Regions from separate parts of the Mus musculus genome. Here region 1 is linked to region 2. The links are chromatin loops, found by intact Hi-C in ENCODE. Cell type or tissue: left cerebral cortex. All regions are shown on one strand. Each heading gives the region's core, and the rest is flanking DNA. Links, peaks and the distances in the headings are about the cores only.

What was found. Hi-C counts contacts between places; a loop is a spot of excess contacts. Peaks named below come from ENCODE experiments on the same cell type or tissue, not always from the same donor. Only the 100,000 strongest peaks of a DNase experiment are listed, where the experiment ranks them.
Region 1: a loop joins it to region 2, with 1.9 times the contacts of the local background. A loop is called at or near these places in 2 of 42 quality-filtered maps.

The regions. Positions count from the first base shown.
Region 1 is chr15:57,838,366-57,847,198 of GRCm38, reverse strand. Zhx2 (zinc fingers and homeoboxes 2) reads right to left here. Exons shown (of 4, transcript NM_199449.2): 4 at 7,367-8,608. Among named protein-coding and RNA genes, the nearest start is that of Derl1, 50 kb to the left of the region's middle. In left cerebral cortex, for the core only: no CTCF peak of the experiment used is centred there; DNase peaks (open chromatin) are centred at 4,948 and 5,111; H3K27ac peaks cover 412 bases.
Region 2 is chr15:57,760,828-57,769,660 of GRCm38, reverse strand. It overlaps Zhx2 (zinc fingers and homeoboxes 2), which reads right to left. Exons shown (of 4, transcript NM_199449.2): 2 at 6,942-7,015. Among named protein-coding and RNA genes, the nearest start is that of Zhx2, 71 kb to the right of the region's middle. In left cerebral cortex, for the core only: a CTCF peak has its summit at 6,621; DNase peaks (open chromatin) are centred at 3,350, 6,837, 7,267, 7,555 and 3 more places; H3K27ac peaks cover 1,671 bases.

The DNA of each region.
Region 1 (8,833 bases), core at 495-8,494, 77 kb before region 2:
AAAGGCCATAGTAGCCCCCACCCCCACCCCAATTAGATGCTTGCCAGACTAGAAACACTTACCTCTCTCACTTGCCGTTTTCTATAAAACTTTGTCTCGATGAGTGTTTGGGGTTTTTTCTCCACTATAAAGAACCATCCTGTGGGTCCTTGGTGAGTTAAGCCCAAGCCTTTATTCGAGGCTGTGAATAAAGACCCTTGTGTGATTGCATGAGATCAGCTCCTGGTTTGTCTTTGGGGGTTTACCAACACTTCCTGGTACTACAGTCACATGCTTCTCCAGAGCCCTCCAGGGGAGCTTGTCCAGAAGTACACTCAGCTCTCTACTGTCCCATGAAACTTCATCAAAAGCTTTGGTTGGGGTAGATGTAGAAATTTGGAATCTGGGGCCCCTTTTCATGGTGATAGCGCCGGCTCCTGGAACCATCAATTCTCATACTTGGACTGGCAGTTAAAAGGTCTAAACTCTTAGTTTTCAAAAGAGGAGGCAGAGGCTAAAGGAGGAAGAATGACCGACTTTCTCAGGCTCATGAGCCCCATTAGTGGTAAATCCAGGGCCAGAATTCTGGAACCTCTGACTCCTTGGGGCAGGTGGGTGGGCTTTGTCATAGCAAGCCCTTATGACAAACTCATTCTCTTCAATGCTTAGTCATGTTTCTATCTCTTCTAGGCCTCATAAGGGTTCCTCCAAGGTGGAAGGCAATACAAGCAAATGTGCAGACACATAGATCTGTAAAAAAATGGGTGACAAGGCATGCGCTAGGGCCAGGGGAGCCAGGGGTAAGGCTCCAGTTAGTTTTTAGCTTCATTTCTTATTTGCTGGAACGTGTTCATGGAACTCTGTTGAAAAATAATCACATGGTCCATCCTGGCATCGTAGGCTAAGCAAGTAAAACAGGACTGAAAGGGGATTTATTTTTTCTTGTCTTCCCAGGACACATTAGACAGGCTTCCATGTTTAGCCCAGGGCAACACATCTTAAATACTTTTTGTGTGTGCTCTTCACTGCCTAGTTTCTTCACACTCTGTTCTCTGAAGCTGTCCCTCCTTCAATGACTATAAACCCTAACAATGACTAACCCAGTTTGGACTGTTCATTGAGGTGAGAGATGTGCTGTTACTGGCTAGGTCTGAAGCATATGACCATCCATGGACAGAAGGGTCATGATCTGTGAGGTACCATGCCAACATTATATGTGATAGAGCAGGGCTCCAGAAGGCTTTGAATGGGCGTGGGTGTGTTAATAAAGGGGAGCAGCAATATTGGGGAGATGAAAACCTACAGGAGCCTCACAAGGGATGGAGAAGCAAGACAATGAATGCTCACATGATTAGAGTTAATTGTTGGTGCTGGTGATTGCCCATGACTTCAAAAGAATAGGGCATCCCGAGAGCTAGTTTGGATGTGTGTCATCCTTAAATCCAGTTTCTTCATCCTTCCATGTATACCTTTATTTGTTCCAGTGGTGTTTAGGTTGGGTTTTTAGGAATGGGTGAAATTTAGGCAAGGAATATGGAAGGTATGAGCATTTCAAAGGGAAACGTATCAGCCTAGGGACCATTTATCTATCAGCCCCAGCCACAGACTGTGTAAGGAGCTAAGAAACAGATTTGGACTGAGTTACTGGGCTCTAGGGCTTGTAGCATAAATTCAGCCAAGGGAAGCAATCCCAAGGCAAAAGTCTGCAAACATACCATGTCCCCTTTCCATCCATTTCCCATATGCTGTTTCACTTAGAGTGGAAAATCCCAAACCACATTTGTTTTTCAGGTTCTTTTCTAAAGAAACAATAACTTCTGATTTCTTTGGAAACAGGGTCTTGTGGAGCCAGGCTATCTTCAGATTTCCTATGTAGCATCAAATGACTGTGAACTTCTGTTGGCCTCTCAGGGATAAGTCTTAGGATGGCATACGTGCAACCTAGTTGCATGAGGTGCTAGGGTTCTAGCTTGGGGCTTTGCTTGCTATATAAACACGCCACCCACTGAGCAATTGTCCCAGGGCCATTGTGGTCCCGGTGCTGTTGTCTAGCTTGACGAGGGTGACTTGCTCATCAAAGATGTAGGGAAACTTGCTTGTCAAAAGTGGTTGTTCAAACTTGTTGGCTTCTTCCTTGGTTACACTTGGCTGCCTGTTAGATTTTTACTCCTTAAAAATTCTAAATATCCCTTTCACCTCTGCCTCCTGTGTCTTCCTTTGAATCTATTCACGTAACAGAAGCCGACTAGTCCTTCAAACTCAGACCGAGTTTCCATCTCCCACCTTGGCATTAGTGCAGGGATGGATGGATAGACATCGGAATGAAGAGATTTCTAGGTCCTGCAGGGACGGTAGTCAGGTCTCGTGCAGGCTGTGAGTGCATTTGATTGCAAGGTTAGTTAAACAGTGATTTACATTTCTCACACATAAAGAAGTTTGAAGGCAGGCATCTGCCCCATCTCATGGGCATTAGCTTGTACAGGGCAGGAGGAGAGGAAGGGGAATGACCGCTACACAGTGCTCTTCTGCTCGTGTCCTAGTAGCCACCTTAGCTGCAAGGGAGGATGGGAAGTCAAGTTCTTCACCTACTGAGAAACAGGTATGTTTGTGAGGTTACAAAGAAGAGGGGTGGGGTGGGAATGCAAAAACAAGCAAGGTCTGGGGGCCTGCTAGGCAGCCAGTCCAGCTGAAATAGAACGCTCCAGTCTCAAAACATACAGTAGAAAGTGATAGAGAAGAACAAGTGACGGCGATCACTGACCTGTGTGTGTGCGCGCGCGCAGCACGTGAGTGCGTGTGCACGTGCACATGTGCGCACGCCCATGAACAAGTATGTCTAACCCTAACACAAACACACACCTACACACCTACACATACACACACACACACACACACACACACACAGACACACACACACACACACACACACACACACACACAGACACACACACACACACACAAATTCAAAACAAAATAACAAAGAAAGAGGAATTAGCTGTTAGCCAGGCAACCAGTGGCGCCCACATGTGTTTCATCTCACACTGTGAAGTCAGAACCATGATGGAGCACTACCTTAATTATTATGAAGCTGACAGGTAAAGGTCAAGTTGATGAATCATTGTTCGTTGTTAAAGGTGGAATGTGGCAGAATGGCAAGGTTGGTGTGTATTTGCCACCTTGAGTCCATTCCATGGACTGACCTGTTTCCTGGAGCATCGGAAGGATCTGATCAACAGAGGCTTTTGTGCTGGGACTTGGACTTGGCAGTGGCTGTTTTGAGGCAGCAGCAGAACAGAGGGTGATCTGAGAATGGTTATTCCCTTGCCTTTATCCCTGCTGGGTCACCGTGGCTTACATTGTATCTCCTTTCAGGTAGCCACCGTGGCTTACATTGTATCTCCTTTCAGGTAGCCACCATGGCTTACATTGTTCCTCCTTTCAGGTAGCCACCCTGGCTTACATTGTATCTCCTTTCAGGTAGCCACCGTGGCTTACATTGTATCTCCTTTCAGGTAGCCACCGTGGCTTACATTGTATCTCCTTTCAGGTAGCCAATGTGGCTTACATTGTATCTCCTTTCAGGTAGCCTACTCTGTACTTCTGTCCACTACTGGTCCTTTGCTTTTTCTAGACAAGCTCGTTTCCTCCATCCTTAGCTGTTTTCCCAAACCCTACCTACACCATTGTAATTGTAGCTTGAATAAGTGCCCCCAGGTTACGCAGTGTAAGCTCTACCTCACCTGCAAGGATCCAAACAAAGTCTAATCCTTGAGGTGCTTGCTATGGAGAAGGTTTTAGAATGATGGAGGGAAACCTTATTCTCCCCATAAGAGTTTAATTCCTTCAAAGTTGAGAGGAACCAGAGTCCTCTTCCACGCTGTGGGATATCTGATTCTAAGGCCTTCTGGAAAGTGCTCAAGTGCTTAGTCATGTGTACTGACCCCTCCCACATTACTAGAGCCACGGTTCATAAGGGGGAGGCACTGTGAGGTGTTTTACATGGGGATCTAACACTCCTGGCTCCAGATTGTATTGTCAGGCCACTGAGAGCTGTCATTACCAGGGGGCTGTGGCAGCGCAAGTGTGCTAGATAGAGAAGTGTGCACATGCCTGCTGGACCACACCCGATCTCCTTTGCTCCCTTCTGCTTCTCTCTCCTGGCCACTGGTCTACATGCTGACGACAGGGTGGTACGTGATTGGGTTTACCACTCACCCATACGTGGGGAGGAGCTATCCAATGTCTTCAGTGTGGCCTCTTCACCTTTAATGACCATGCCGATGACCTGGGCACCCTGTGCAGTTGCTGCTGCTGGAGATCTGGGGAGCACATTTGAATGTGGACAATGTAGCGCTGCACCACCCAGCTCTGTAGCCACCCACTAGCCCCGTATGTCTCTTTACATGCATTTTATCCTCCTTGCTTTTTCTCTTGTCACCTGGTTTAGCAACCGAAACCCAACCCACAACTTTGTTTAGCTCATGCCAAATGGGGAAATATGTTACATTAATGTAAATGGAAGAACAGGGAGATGGATGTTGTTAAGAACTTTGGACTTTAGGGACTCAAATGATGTCACTGCCACCATTTAGCATCACCTGCATCCCTTCTGGATGCCACTCCCTTCTTGACTTTTTGTGCCACATAGACTTTTCATTTATACATTGGCTTCCTATCCTGGCAAGACCTCTAACTTTGGGAGGCTTGTTGTATGGCTGTCTCCTCTGGCTTGATATGTTCTCTCCTAGAGCAAAGAGGGAGGGAGGAGGGGGAGGACAAGGGAAAGAGTGAGGAAAAATGCTTATGAGTCTCAGGAAACTTACAAGGCTCAGGAGGTAAGGCTCCTCTTGAGGTTGAATACCATTAAGCAGAGGCCCTCAGCAAGTTGCACAGAGAGCTGCAATGACTCAGCTCTTGTGAGTCATCACCCAGGCTAGGTGATAGGTGATAGATGCTAGGTGATATATATGCCCGAGTTACCGGCACTCTTGTAAGAAGTCTCTGTAAAACTTACTGGCTCATCACGCTAAAATTGGAGGGACCATTTATTTGGTCCTGTTGTTGGTGCCCTAGCTCAGGGTGCGTAGATAATTTATTCATGTGTCCTATAAAAAGTCACAGAAGCTGGCAAAGCTCCTGGCAAATACTACCACACTCACCATCTACCCTGGAAGAAGCAGACTTTCTCCTAGAACCTGACTGGTCCAGCCTGGGTTTTGTGTGTGGCCTTGTATCTGTGTAGGCACACTAGAGTGTGACGGCTGTTTCCCGGTGGGGGAAGTGAATCCCCATGACGGACTGCCCCCACCCTCAACAGAAGACCTAGCACAGAAGAGAAAATCCCTGGAAAGAAGTGCTAGGAGTGCAAAGGAGCCACAATAGATAGAAGCAGCTGCTGGCAGGCTCTGCCTGCTGCTCTTTCCCACCTCCTCAGGACCCTTGCCTGTCCCACACAGTCTCTCTCCCGGGCCCGCCATTCTGGAGAAGCTCAGCTTGATACATTTTGTTGGTGGTTAAAAGGACAGAGCCATCTTCCCCGTGCTTTTCATCCCTGACTTATTATCAGGGCTCTTTTCCCCCAGGTTGCTACAGACATTAGGCATTTGATGGTGGCTCCCACGGACTTGCTTGAAGGATTCCTTTAAATGGCTTCTGAGAGGCAAGCCTAACTGCAAGGGTGGTAAATAGCAGGAGGGAAGTGCAGCCACCTGTGGAGATGTGCTGGAGACATTCATTAATGGGAAGGACAAGACAGCATGGGAGTGAAGAGGGGCCAGGTGCTGGTGACACAGAGAAAAGGCAGTGCAGGGACCAGAACTAGCCAGCTATGCCAGCCTCTCCCTCTCCCTCCCTCCCTCCCTCCCTCCCTCCCTCCCTCCCTCCCTCCCTCTCTCTTTCTCTGTCTCCCTGCCTCCCTGCCCCCTCCCTCCCTCCCTCTCTCTCCCTCCTCCTCCCAGTTCTTGTTTTCTCCCTCCCTCACCCCTCTCTTGAATTCTGTTATAAGGTGCTTTAGTCATGGTGTTTCATCACAGCAATAGAAAGGCAACTCAGACAGTAACGGGAGGTGGGGGTGGGGTGGGGGTGGGGGTGGGGGTGGGGGTGGGGGTGGGATTGGCTTCAATCCCTTAACCACCTCACCTTCATTTCTTTACACTCCTGGAACTCAGGAGGAAGCAAGATGTGCAGAGGCTAGCTTCACTCGTGGTAGAAGGTGTGGTAGAAGGTGGAAGCTCACCTATTCCCTTCCTTGTGTCTGGACATGAGCCTATAGCCTCCGTTTTAGGCTGCCTGTCCTCTTCTCTGGCTGGGCGGACACTCAGGAACCCTGCTTAGGTCTGACTCTTAATGCACCTTTTGGTTTCCTTTCTCAAGAGCCTTCTCTCTAACCAGACCCCTAAGCCGTTGGCCTCACCGCTCGTGACTTGGCACCACATGTAGGAGACATTCTGCAGGCGTGATCTGCAGGCAGCCAGGCTACATGGCACACCGTGCTTCTAAATAAGTATGGCACACCGAGGTCCTAAAGTCAGAACACTGGATTCTGAAGTAGGGTGACTAGCCAGTAATTGCCTTTGGATGAGTCTGCGCTCTACGTGTTTTTATGTGATTCCTCCACTTAGAGGCTCTGGTGGTGTGCACGCTCATTGTCCAATCTAAGGTTCTTTGCTAACCAATCAAAGTACATAGGCTTCCACTATGTAAGTGGTTGCCCCTGTGCAACGAAGCAGGCACTGTTCCCTGAGGTCAACTCCAGAATTATTTATCTCCACTCCATTTACCAAGCCACAGGCATGGCTGTCTTGTGGCGAGAAGCCTCAGTAAAGATAGCAACCACAAGGGTGTATGTGACAGAGACTGATCTAGACACTAGAGACATTCGACATCATGGGTAAGAGTCGACTTTGACATTGGAGAGTCTTGGACTCTGTTCTAAGTTCAGGATGACATTGGTCATGATTCTCAGACTAAACCAGATGCAATGCAAAGTAGCTGGTGGTAGCTCATCTAACTAGGAAGGGAGATGGACCTGAGGTCTGAATCTCCTTGTGGTTGATTGTCTGACCATGGTATCCACTCCCCTTTCTTCTTAGGATAGGGCTTCTCCTTCTCACTCTTGGCTACTTGGCCAGCTTTTCTTATAGCCAGGTGTTACCATGACTTTGAATTTTGGTCACGGGAATATGAACAAAAGGGATAATAATAATAAAAAACCAGTTTATGCATGTCTGTGAGTTTGCGCATGTGCGTGTGCATACACACTCATACACTTAAAAAAAAAACCTTAAAAATATATGGCCATAATGAATTGGCAGTGAGAGGCGGCCACGTCAGGACTACAGGCTGAGGCCTTAGGAGCCAGGCGACAATAAAGAACAGGGAGCAGAGGGAAGGTTAGAAAAACGTTTAGTCTTTGCTTTATTGAGTTACAACAGATGAGCAACAAGTTAGAAAAACTGCTTTTATTCAAACTCCCTAGCATTTAATTTGTGCAGTGTACTCCAGTGGGGTCGGGGGTCTGCGGGGTGGGGGAGGGGACAAGGACAGCGAACAGAATCCCTGTCTCCACATTTACACCAACTAGATCTCTTGGCTTTCTTTCTTTAAAAGCTAGGACTAACTAAAAAAAAAAAAAAAGTGCACTCAGGTATCTAAAATTGGCCCAACACACGCACGCACGCGCGCACACACACACAGACACAGGAACAACAACAACAACAAATCAATCCATTAGTGAGGCTTTGAGCTGAAATCTTGCCAAAAGCCACACCAAGAAAAGGTGGTGAGAAGAGAAAAGAAAAGCAGGGATGTTTACCTCGGTACTACACCTAGGCCGGGAAGACCACTCTCTTAATTTCCCAAGAGTGATGGTGACATCAAGTGTTGTGGGAGCCCTTTCTGCTGGTATTTCAAAACGATTTGTAAAGAGGGCAACCACCTGTTCCCCAATTATCCAAGGCAGTTGAGAAGCCAGCTGAGGCAGGGTCCCCAAAAGGCAGCTGGGGAACTGGGAAGGGTTTGATGGGGAAGGCTCTTTGTGAGCTCATCCCACTTTGCGCCAGACGTCAGCCCTTCCCACCAAGGCATCTCCCATGTCAAACTACCTTAAAGAAGAAATCCGTCCTACCTAAAATCCAGTAGATACAGTGGTACTTATGCTAATGCTCCCTCCCCCTCGTTACTAAAGTGAAAGGAAGAAAGAGAAAAGAAAAGCAATGTGGTTAGCCCTCCTTCCTGGGGGTGAAACAAAACAAAACAAAACAAAATGCAAACGCCTTACCACAGAAGTGCTGGAAAAAGGAAGTTGCCCTCGATTAAAAAGGTAACAAAATTCCCACATTGTATAAATCAGTTCCAGTATAGCAAGAGGCGGGGCTGGGGCGAAGGCAAAGGCTACGCACAGGGACCCATTGAAAACGCAGTAGTAGGACTTTGGCACTATGAACAACTCCCACCCAGCCTCTGGGAGGGACATTGAGAGCTCCGGAGTTCCTGTGGCCTCCAGGCACCACTGAAGCACGCCTGCTCAGAGTCGCTGGTGAGGTGGCCCACAGCCACTGGGGCGGGGCTTTCTTCTCTCTTCAAAGACAGAGCACCTCCCTCGTCAGTGCGGAGGTTCAGACCCGATGCCCTAGAGGGATGACACAAAGCAAAGAGATGTCAGAAAGAGGACTGCCATCTTCTAGGGGTGGAAGGCTTCTTCGCAGGCCTCCTGCAGGGTGGGAACACCTTCCAAAGCCTTTCATGGGGTTTGAAGGAGGGACAGAAGCCCTTCAAGCTGGGGCTAGGTTTGAACCTCAAATGCCCCCTGTGGCCTATCTGTGTTTAAACACATGATCCCAAGCTGCTGGGTTAT
Region 2 (8,833 bases), core at 172-8,171:
TGCGGTTTCCTGAGTTTACCCGTGTGATGCTGTGAGTGCTTGATATGCATTAACTCACTGAGTGCTCTGAGATGCCAGCCTGCTCTGTGGAGGGGCAAATGGGCACAGAGAAGTGACTGAGTTGCGCAGGTGGCATGGATAGTTACTGCTACAGAAGGATGCTCAACTCTGATTAGTTTGTGTCCGTCTTCACTTTTACCTCCTCTAGGAACAGGTTACCAGAACCTAACTTACTCAGTTTCCCTCTCCGTACAATTTAGAAATTCATTTCTGCCATGCTCTTCCCCGTAAGAGAAAAGGCCACATTGTCAACGTGCTTAAAGGGCTTCATGGACAGGTCTGCTGTGCCAACAGTGGAGGCTGATCACTTCAGCCTGGCTCCTTTTATTCTTGTTATCCAGGCCCATGTGGCAGAAATGTCCTGTCAGCAATGTCACACCTGCATCGGAAGACCTAGCTCAAGTTGGCCACTGGGTGTCAACATCAAGTGTTGTGACTAAGAGAGAGGATGCTGCAGCTCTCTGAGTATGTCAGTGACTTAACTCGTGCTGACCCAATTCTTGGCAAGAAGCAACACACAGAAGGAAGGGTTGAGTTTTGCTCAGAGTTTGAGTGGATGTTCAAGGGGATAGTGTCCATCATGGTGGGCGGCATGCAGCACGAATGTGATACCCTCTTGGCTGGGTCTGCTTTCCAACTACAAGTAGAAGGGCAGGAACGAAGGTGAACCACTCGCCTTTTCCCTTTTCTTCAGTCTGGGACTCTAGCCCATGGAGGCATGGTGCTGTCCACACCCAGGGTGGGTCTTTCCCTTTTAGTAGAATTGCTCCAGACATGACCTGTGTTATGTCTCTTGGGTGATTTTACAAGTTGACAATGGAGATGAACTACCATCCGGAGTCACTCAGGTTCATAGAGCTCAAATTGTGCACTGGAATGTCCCGTCTTGGTTGCTTCTTGGAGGCACACAGGACCTCCTAGCTTGAATTCCCACAGTCGGAAGAGCAGGCAGCAGGCAGCAATGGGTTTGCGTACTCCCGGGGCTGTGATGTGGTTTCTATGGCACGGATTCCACAAGCCCTGTCCTCCTTTAGGGGCAACTGGGTCTCTAGCTTCAGAAAGACAACAGCAACTCTATTCTAGTTCCTCTTCTGAGCATCTTCCTACTGAGCAGAAGTTGGAAAATATGCCAGTTTTGGACCAGCCAGTCAGCTTGTGTCCACATTCCAGCCCTACCACAGTGGGACCTCTGGAAGCCACATACTGTCCTGAACCTTGGGCTCTTCCCTCTGAAAGTCCAGTGACCATGCTTGGGTGATAGCTCAGTCATGATGCCTCCTCACCCCCATGCTCTGTGGCACAGCTCAGTGGAGCTCTCTCACGGTGGCTCTGCGTTGTGACTGGCTTTGGGAGGGTGGATATTAGTGATAACTAAGGCTTCTATATGTCCTGTTATTTTCTCTTTGTAGACTCTACTGTCGCTCCCATGAGGTCATGCCATGGTAAGCCTCTACAGGGTGAATGACTTATCCAGCTTTGGCGTTTGTCATCCTAGTTGAGGTTACCTCATGTCAAGCAGCACACAGTCCATGTTCCCCCTAAACTGACATCAAATATGTTAGCCATCTCATGGAATGAGAGGCCATTGATTTCACCCTTCAGACCTGGGAGCTGACTAAATATGTCCTACTGTCCTCCATAGGCTTATGGGGTTGTTTGATACAAAGCACTACCATGGTAATAAATAACCAAAATAGCCAGAGAAGGGGTTTTAAAAATTGGGGCATGCTATTCCTTAATGACTTTGCCTGTATTTTGGTGCACAATTTGAACTTCCCTTTCTCTGCTTGTTTCTTTGCTCTGGGATACAACAGGCAGGGGCTGTTATTTAACACACACACACACACACACACACACACACACACACACACACACACACATGCACTCGCGCACCTATGCTCGCCATACAGATACTCAGTGAAATCCTAGTAGGAGGAACAGAAAACTGTAAGTCTTATACCTTCCCTTCTGTTTTCCCTTTCTTCTCCCAATCTATTTATTTTAATAAAAGTCTTATATACAGTCTAAATAAACAGGTTATATTTGTTTAAGACAAGCTTTCTGCTGGTGCCAAGAATCTACTTCTTCAACTGTGGAGCCAGACCACGCTCCCTCCCTCGGATACAGCTCATGTCTGCTGCTGCAGGCTCCTTCCTCCGCACCAGAGGCTCTTCCCTGCTTCAGTCCCATGCTGTCAGTGGACATTCCTGGCTTCTGTGGTAGCCGTGGCCGTTTACCTAGGGGATTTTCAAGACTTCATCTAGAGATCCTGGAACTCCATGGCACCTCGATGTCCTCCCTTGCAAAGTGAGGATGGTGAGGATTATATAGTCTCACAGACTTATCTGTGAAATTTCAATGAGATCGTACAGCTCCAAATCAGCCTCAGAGATGCAGAAGAGTAAGCATTTGGTACATGCTAGCTCCTATAATGATAAACGTGGTACTATGGACAAAGAAGTCCTACCTAGCATCTATGTCATACTTGGCATGTCTCACTGTTTTAAATACTTTTCCCTAGGTCTTCTCATGTATTTATTGTGTTTTGAACCCCATGGCAGCTATCTGTGAAGATAGTGCTATATTCCCAATTTATGGATGAGAAAACTGAGAGACCACCGTATTGTTCTCTCCGCTTTAGTTATCCATCCATTTTTCTCATTGCAGATCTAGAGGGTAATGACTTTTGCCTTCAAAAGCTTACTACAGTGCCTGGTGTACAGACTAACTCAATGATGGAGGAGGCCAGAGCGTAGTGATGGTCTTTTCCGTCTTGACACACCCCTTTGAGGCAGGGGTCTGGATCGCCTAATCTCTGCACCTTCTGCTACTGAATCAGCTGCCTTGGACAGATGGCGCTTTGACGAGGAGGCACAGGCTGATTCTCGGCCTGGCATGCACACTCTGGGCTCTCTCTTCACATGCTGTCTTACAATTCAGCCTGACTCAAGGCCCAGGAAGCAGACAAGGCTCTCAGCATCCCCAGATGAGCTGGGGGGTGGGGGGTGGGGGTGGGTTCGGCAGCTCGGTGTAGAAAGCAGTATTTAATAATGCTATCACGCTACCCTGTCCTCATGAAACCGTTGTGACATCCTGCATTTAAAAATGTGACAAGCTTCAATTGCTATGCATGACCCATGTCTGGCATCACAGTGACTCCTGGCCCCAGAGCACCTGCATTTTCTGGTGACAAACAGCTTACAGGGATCAGGGGACGGATGGCTTTGTGCAAAGTTGTCCTCATGGACCCTTCTAAGCCCTCTGTGGTGCGGTTGTTCTGCCCGCCTGTCAGAGTATAATTTTCATTAAATATTAAAGAGCTGTTTGTTAAAATAATGTCGTCATGGCAACAGAGTTGGGTGGGGGTGCCAGAACAGCCTAGCGCTGCCCAAATTGCAGCATATTAATCAAGTGCTTTGCACTACGAAGTGAGCCTTCCTTTGAGCTATCTGGTGACAATGACTCTGGAGGATCCAGGAACTTTTGCAAGCTGCTGGTGCCAAAGATGAAGGCTGTCATGAGGTCCTGGAGCTGAGTTGTGCTTGTTGGATGGGTGGATGGATGGATGGCTGGATGGACAAATGAAGGAATTCTGGAAAACAAATTCTAGCTGTTTGTGTTAGAGCTGTTTCTGACAGATCTTCTGCTTTTCATTTGCCCTTTTATCGTGGGGAGGAGTTTTGCCAGAAAGTTGGGGGAAAAGAGCCAGGACAGCAAATCAGGGGGTGGGGGCACTGTTTCTTTTGCTCACAGGGAGAACAAGTGGCAGCAACAGAGAGGCAAAGTAAAGAAGCTTAGAAGCAGGCTGCCTGGGTCAAATCCTAGCTAGCTCCCTGTACTGTGAGGAGTGACTCACTCTCCCAAACCTGTCCTTCCACCTTTGTCAGCCGACCACAGCTGTGTTGGCTTTGTGTCTGAGGACAGGTGAGAGATGACAAATAATAGCCTCAAATCCCAACCACCCAATTTTCCACTGGCCTGTTATTGCTACGGGCACCGCAGCTCTGGCTACAGAGGTTGTCAATGATACCACTGAAGGACTATTTCAAGGTGCACTCACATTTGAAAGAGCCCAGTGGGTCCTGTCCGCTGCCCAAGTGTTTTCTGAAGTCTGTATGTTCTCCATGGAAGGGGCCAGATGGTGGTCGTACACCACTGTCTGGTGTACGAGGGGATCCATCAAATTGTCATGACCTAGAAGGCTGGGTTCCAGGATTGTGCAGGGCTTTTAAGAGGCGTGGCTTAATGAAGGTGATTAGGTCATTGGGAGTGCCACCCCTGGAGGAGATTAAAGTAGTTCTCTCAGGGCCTTTATTAGTGCTAGGGAGACTAAGGCAACATAATGAAAACAAGCCTGAATCTCTTGTCTCTGGCTTTCTGTCTTGTCATATGTCTCTTCCACACATGCTTCTAACATCCACCAAACAAGCCTCTTATCTTTATATATTATCCAGACTCAGATTTTTTTTTTTTTGTTATAGCAACTGAAAATGGAGCAATACACAGTTTCCATAGAAGAGTCAAGTTTGGGGTTTTTGTTTTGCAGTTATAAACACAGGCAAACATTTTTAGCTCACATTCCACATATACAGCAGAGACATGGCTGGTCCCTGCTGTACCGCCTTAGGAAGAAATACAGAAAAAATGGAGACAAAGCGAAAGGAGACATAATGCTTCCCTTCCTTTACCTGAAAAAGTGGGTTGAAGGGAGAGAGAGAAAGGAGAGAGAGAGGGGGGGGGGGAGAGATCCCCTCAAAGATTTAGAATATCCCCATACCTCAAGGATGAGGCTTCTGAGTGCCCCCTCTGCAGAGTCTTTTTCTCTTCATGCCCCTGCCCCATTAATGCCTTTACTGGCTGACTTCTGTCTGTTGTGTCTTTTCTCTGCTGCTATCTGATGCACCCAAGATCTTTTTCCTTGCCTCTTAATTCTTTAACTGGCAGAGAAAATGAACCCAATCAAGACTCTTAGATGGCAAGAGGGAGGAGGCAGGAACTGGACATTGAGCCACACCATGTTCCCTGGGGCCAGCAGCTGGTAACTGACTTCGGAGCAGGGTCAGAAACAGGAAAGAGACAGCAGGAAAGATGCACACCCAGTAGACCATACACAGCATCTCCAGATTGGAGAACGACCTCAGAGCGAGTAACTTCATCCTGGTTCCACCATGTAGCTACAGCAGAGCCTCTGACTACAGCCCCAGCTTTACCTCTGACCCCCATGACACTCTGGATGAAGGGGTGATCATGATGAAGTCCTTGCTGTGTCCTGGCACAGTTTTATACTAATCATGGAATCCTTATGACCCTGTCCCCATTTCTCAGATGAGGAGACTGAAGCACAGAGAGGCCAGCAACTTGCCCAAGGCCACAAAGCCAGTGGAGAGCCAGGACTTGAACGTGGTGGTGTACTCTAGGACCCCTGTCCTTCTGCACAAATATTCTCTCCTTGCATTCCCCTTCCCCACTTTATCTCACCACCATCGGCTCAGCACCTATTATGTGCCAGGGCCTGTGCGTGCAAGGACACAGTTATCCTCACAGCTCAGCTTTAAGGATGTCATGGTTCATGTCGCAGAGTCACCATCCAGCCCACTTCCTCTGCGTTCCCTTTCTTTCCTCTCCCCTTCTGTCCTCAAACAGTGGCATCACTACCCTGAGGACACAGAGACCAGTCACTTGTGCTAAGTCTGATCTTGGACTCACTCCTGCCTAATGCCCTCATTTAGGTCTGGAGTCCAGCTCTTCTCCTGTCTGGCAGGTAGGGGTTTGGTCATCCGAATGTGTGGGATAAGTCTTGTCCCTGCCAAGGATTCCAAACTTCTGGGTAAAGTCCATTTCATATTCTCTGGCATCCACCTACTTGGGTCTTACCCATGTATTCCCTTATTCCTCCTGTGAATTGGGCAGAAGGGTGACACCCCATCCCCACCCCCTTTTTTATACAGGCTCCCTAGGCCTTTTCTTCCACTCTGAGCAGTCAGCCTATTAGACCAAATCTTCTGATGGTGTGACTAGCAGAACGTTCTTTGGGTAGCCCTGCTGTGGGAGGGGCCACTGCTAAGCCACTCCCCAGAAAAACCTCCCATCATACTCTTTGCATACTCTTCATCTATCATGTACACCAGGTATTTAGGATTACAGATGTGCGTGTGAGCTGTCCGGCATCAGCTGGTGGCACTGGGGCACAGGAAAGACGCAAGGTTTCCTTACTCAGTAGACTCTGCAGTGGCCACCGGTCTTCTCCTCAGCCTCCATCCTCTTCCTATACATCCCACCCCTCAAAGGTTCTAGATTATCACAGAAGAGGGGAAAACACTGCTTTATCAAAGCTTCCCACTTCAGTATTTTTCATGACATTTGTCCAGCCTCTCCTTGAATTCTGTCACTGACAGGGAACTCCCTAGTGACCCAACTTTTTCACTGCATTTGTGCATATCTCTTGTCAGGGAGTTTTGCTTAGTCCAAGTCATCAACAATCCCCGCCCCCACCCCCCTCTGCCCCCCAGCTCTTATCAGGGCTAGTACTTTAGGGTGGCTTTGCCTACTGGCTAAGCCAGGCACTACACACTGTGTTCTAAGACTTTTTCCCCTCATTTTGAACATAACTCTAAAAATATGTCCCTGGCCTGGAAGTCTGAGTTGCTGTCATCTGTGCAGAGAGGGGAGAGCCAGCCACCTGCAGGCTCATGGCGTCTAGGGAAGCCCTGGCAGGAAGCCATTCTGGGAGGTTTACACCTGGAAGCTTGGCTCTGTGCTGTGTCCAGGTGCTGGGTGGATGGAAACAGAGTTGCCAGGTTGGCTTTCCCATGCAGCTCCTATCCTTTCCCCGACATCAACCTGGGCCAGGTGCAAGCACAGCCCACTGCTGTACCACTTACCAGTGTCTGCTGTGAGTTCCTTACATCCTGGGGATCTTGCAGCCAGATTCCCAGAGCAGCCAGTGCATGGAGACCTGCAAAGAAGAAGAGACTGTGTGAGAAGCAGGGCAGAACAAACCAGGTATCCAGCTCTGTATCCAAGCAGGACCAAGCCCTTGGGAAACTAGGATGGAGGTGGGAAGGGGAAAATAAACCCCTGTAAGGACCCAGGCACTCATCAAAGCAACTTCACAATCTCCAGGCTTTGTGGCAATTCTGAGCCAGAGAAAGAAGAGGAACAAAAAAAGTGGGGGGAGGGGACCCCAACTCTGGATGAGTCAGCAGTTTGTAGCAAAAAAGAATTTTTAGGCGTGTGAAAGCAAAGGCAGATGGCTTGGGTGTGGAAAGGGGTTTGGGCTTGTCTAACCTCACTCAGTGTCTCCTCAGAGCATCCTTGCCTCTCACCAGCAGCAGGTTGTGCAGGGTTTCTTTAGGGTACCAGCAAAGGGGGACGCTCAGTGTCCAGGCTTCAAGCAGAAAAGATAATGCAGTCCTTAAAGCAAAAGGCCCCAAGGCCTGTGGAGAGACTCCTGCCAAACACACCCTGTGTGCTTTGAAAATTCCTCTGGAGAGCTGTAGCTGGCAGAACAGGGCGTGTGTGTGTGTGTGTGTGTGTGTGTGTGTGTGTGTGCGCGAACGCGGGGCCTCTGCTTCTGTGCCATAGCATGGTGAGCTGAGGTCTAGGCCCTAGAGCTCTGCAGGCAGTCAGTGGGGGTACCTTGTAAGGACACATGGGGCTGCTTACGGCTTGTGGGACTCCCTTCCCTTGCTCCCCATGGCCATGATCCTCAAACCCTGTCTTTTTTTTTTCTTCTTGTTTCCTTATGAACTCCCAAGTGAACTTTCTGTGTTCTCACGGGGGAAACCTTTTGACCCCGTAAAGAGAATCATCAGGGCTGGAGTTAGTGTTTATTGAGTCTTTACCACGCTCCCCACACTTGCTCTTGACACACCTGAGCAGGATTCTTGCTGTGCAGACGTGTTCCTTTGAATAGCAAAGTGCAAACTCACAAACTCACACCTCAAGAGAGAGAGCCTAGCTGGGAAGGCAGGCTCCGGGCTGTGGATTCGGAGGTTGCATTTTAACAAGAGCCATAGGCGACGTGCGGGCTGTACGACAGGCTTTATTATTCTCTCAGCCATGGGAGGAAGTCTCTGACCATTGCCGGGTGAGGAAATGAGCTAGGGAAGCCACAGTTAGCTGCCTCCGCTAAAGAGCTGGTGACGGGGAGAGTGGATTCAAGCCATTTCCATTGGCTTCTGGAAACTGCATTCCTTTCTACCACACTATCTGTGGGCGGAGTAAAAGGAAGGGCCAGGCAGGCCATGCTTAGTAAGAGTGGCTTGGGAAGAGCAGTCTGCTGCAGTGGGGAGTGATGAGCTCAGGCCAGAGACGAGCATCCCCTTCTCTGTTATGTTAAAATCCCCAGGTCTTGGACCATTCCCCTCGTGTGTGTGTGTGTGTGTGTGTGTGTGTGTGTGTGTGTGTGTGTGTGAAACGGACGGACGGACACAAGCTTCTGCATAGAGTCCCAGTGTCTAATTGATTCTGATTCAAAGAATTCAGATCTCTCATCCCTACCCATAGAATGACCTATCTGGGAGAAGAGCCCTCCCCTTCCCCAAGGAGACCAGGCAGTGAGTGAGTGACCCTTAGGAAGTGCTATTTCAGGCAGGTGAGAGTTACTATTCTCTGTTTCCAAGAGAAGACCAGAGGCCTCAAGCTAGCCATGATGGGGGAAGGGATGTCACACATAGTTTATTTATTCTCTTCTTACACAGTAACTCCCCACTGTAGCCTCTACTCCAACCCCCACTCCTCTCAGTCCCCCCCCCCCCCATACCTTCCTACT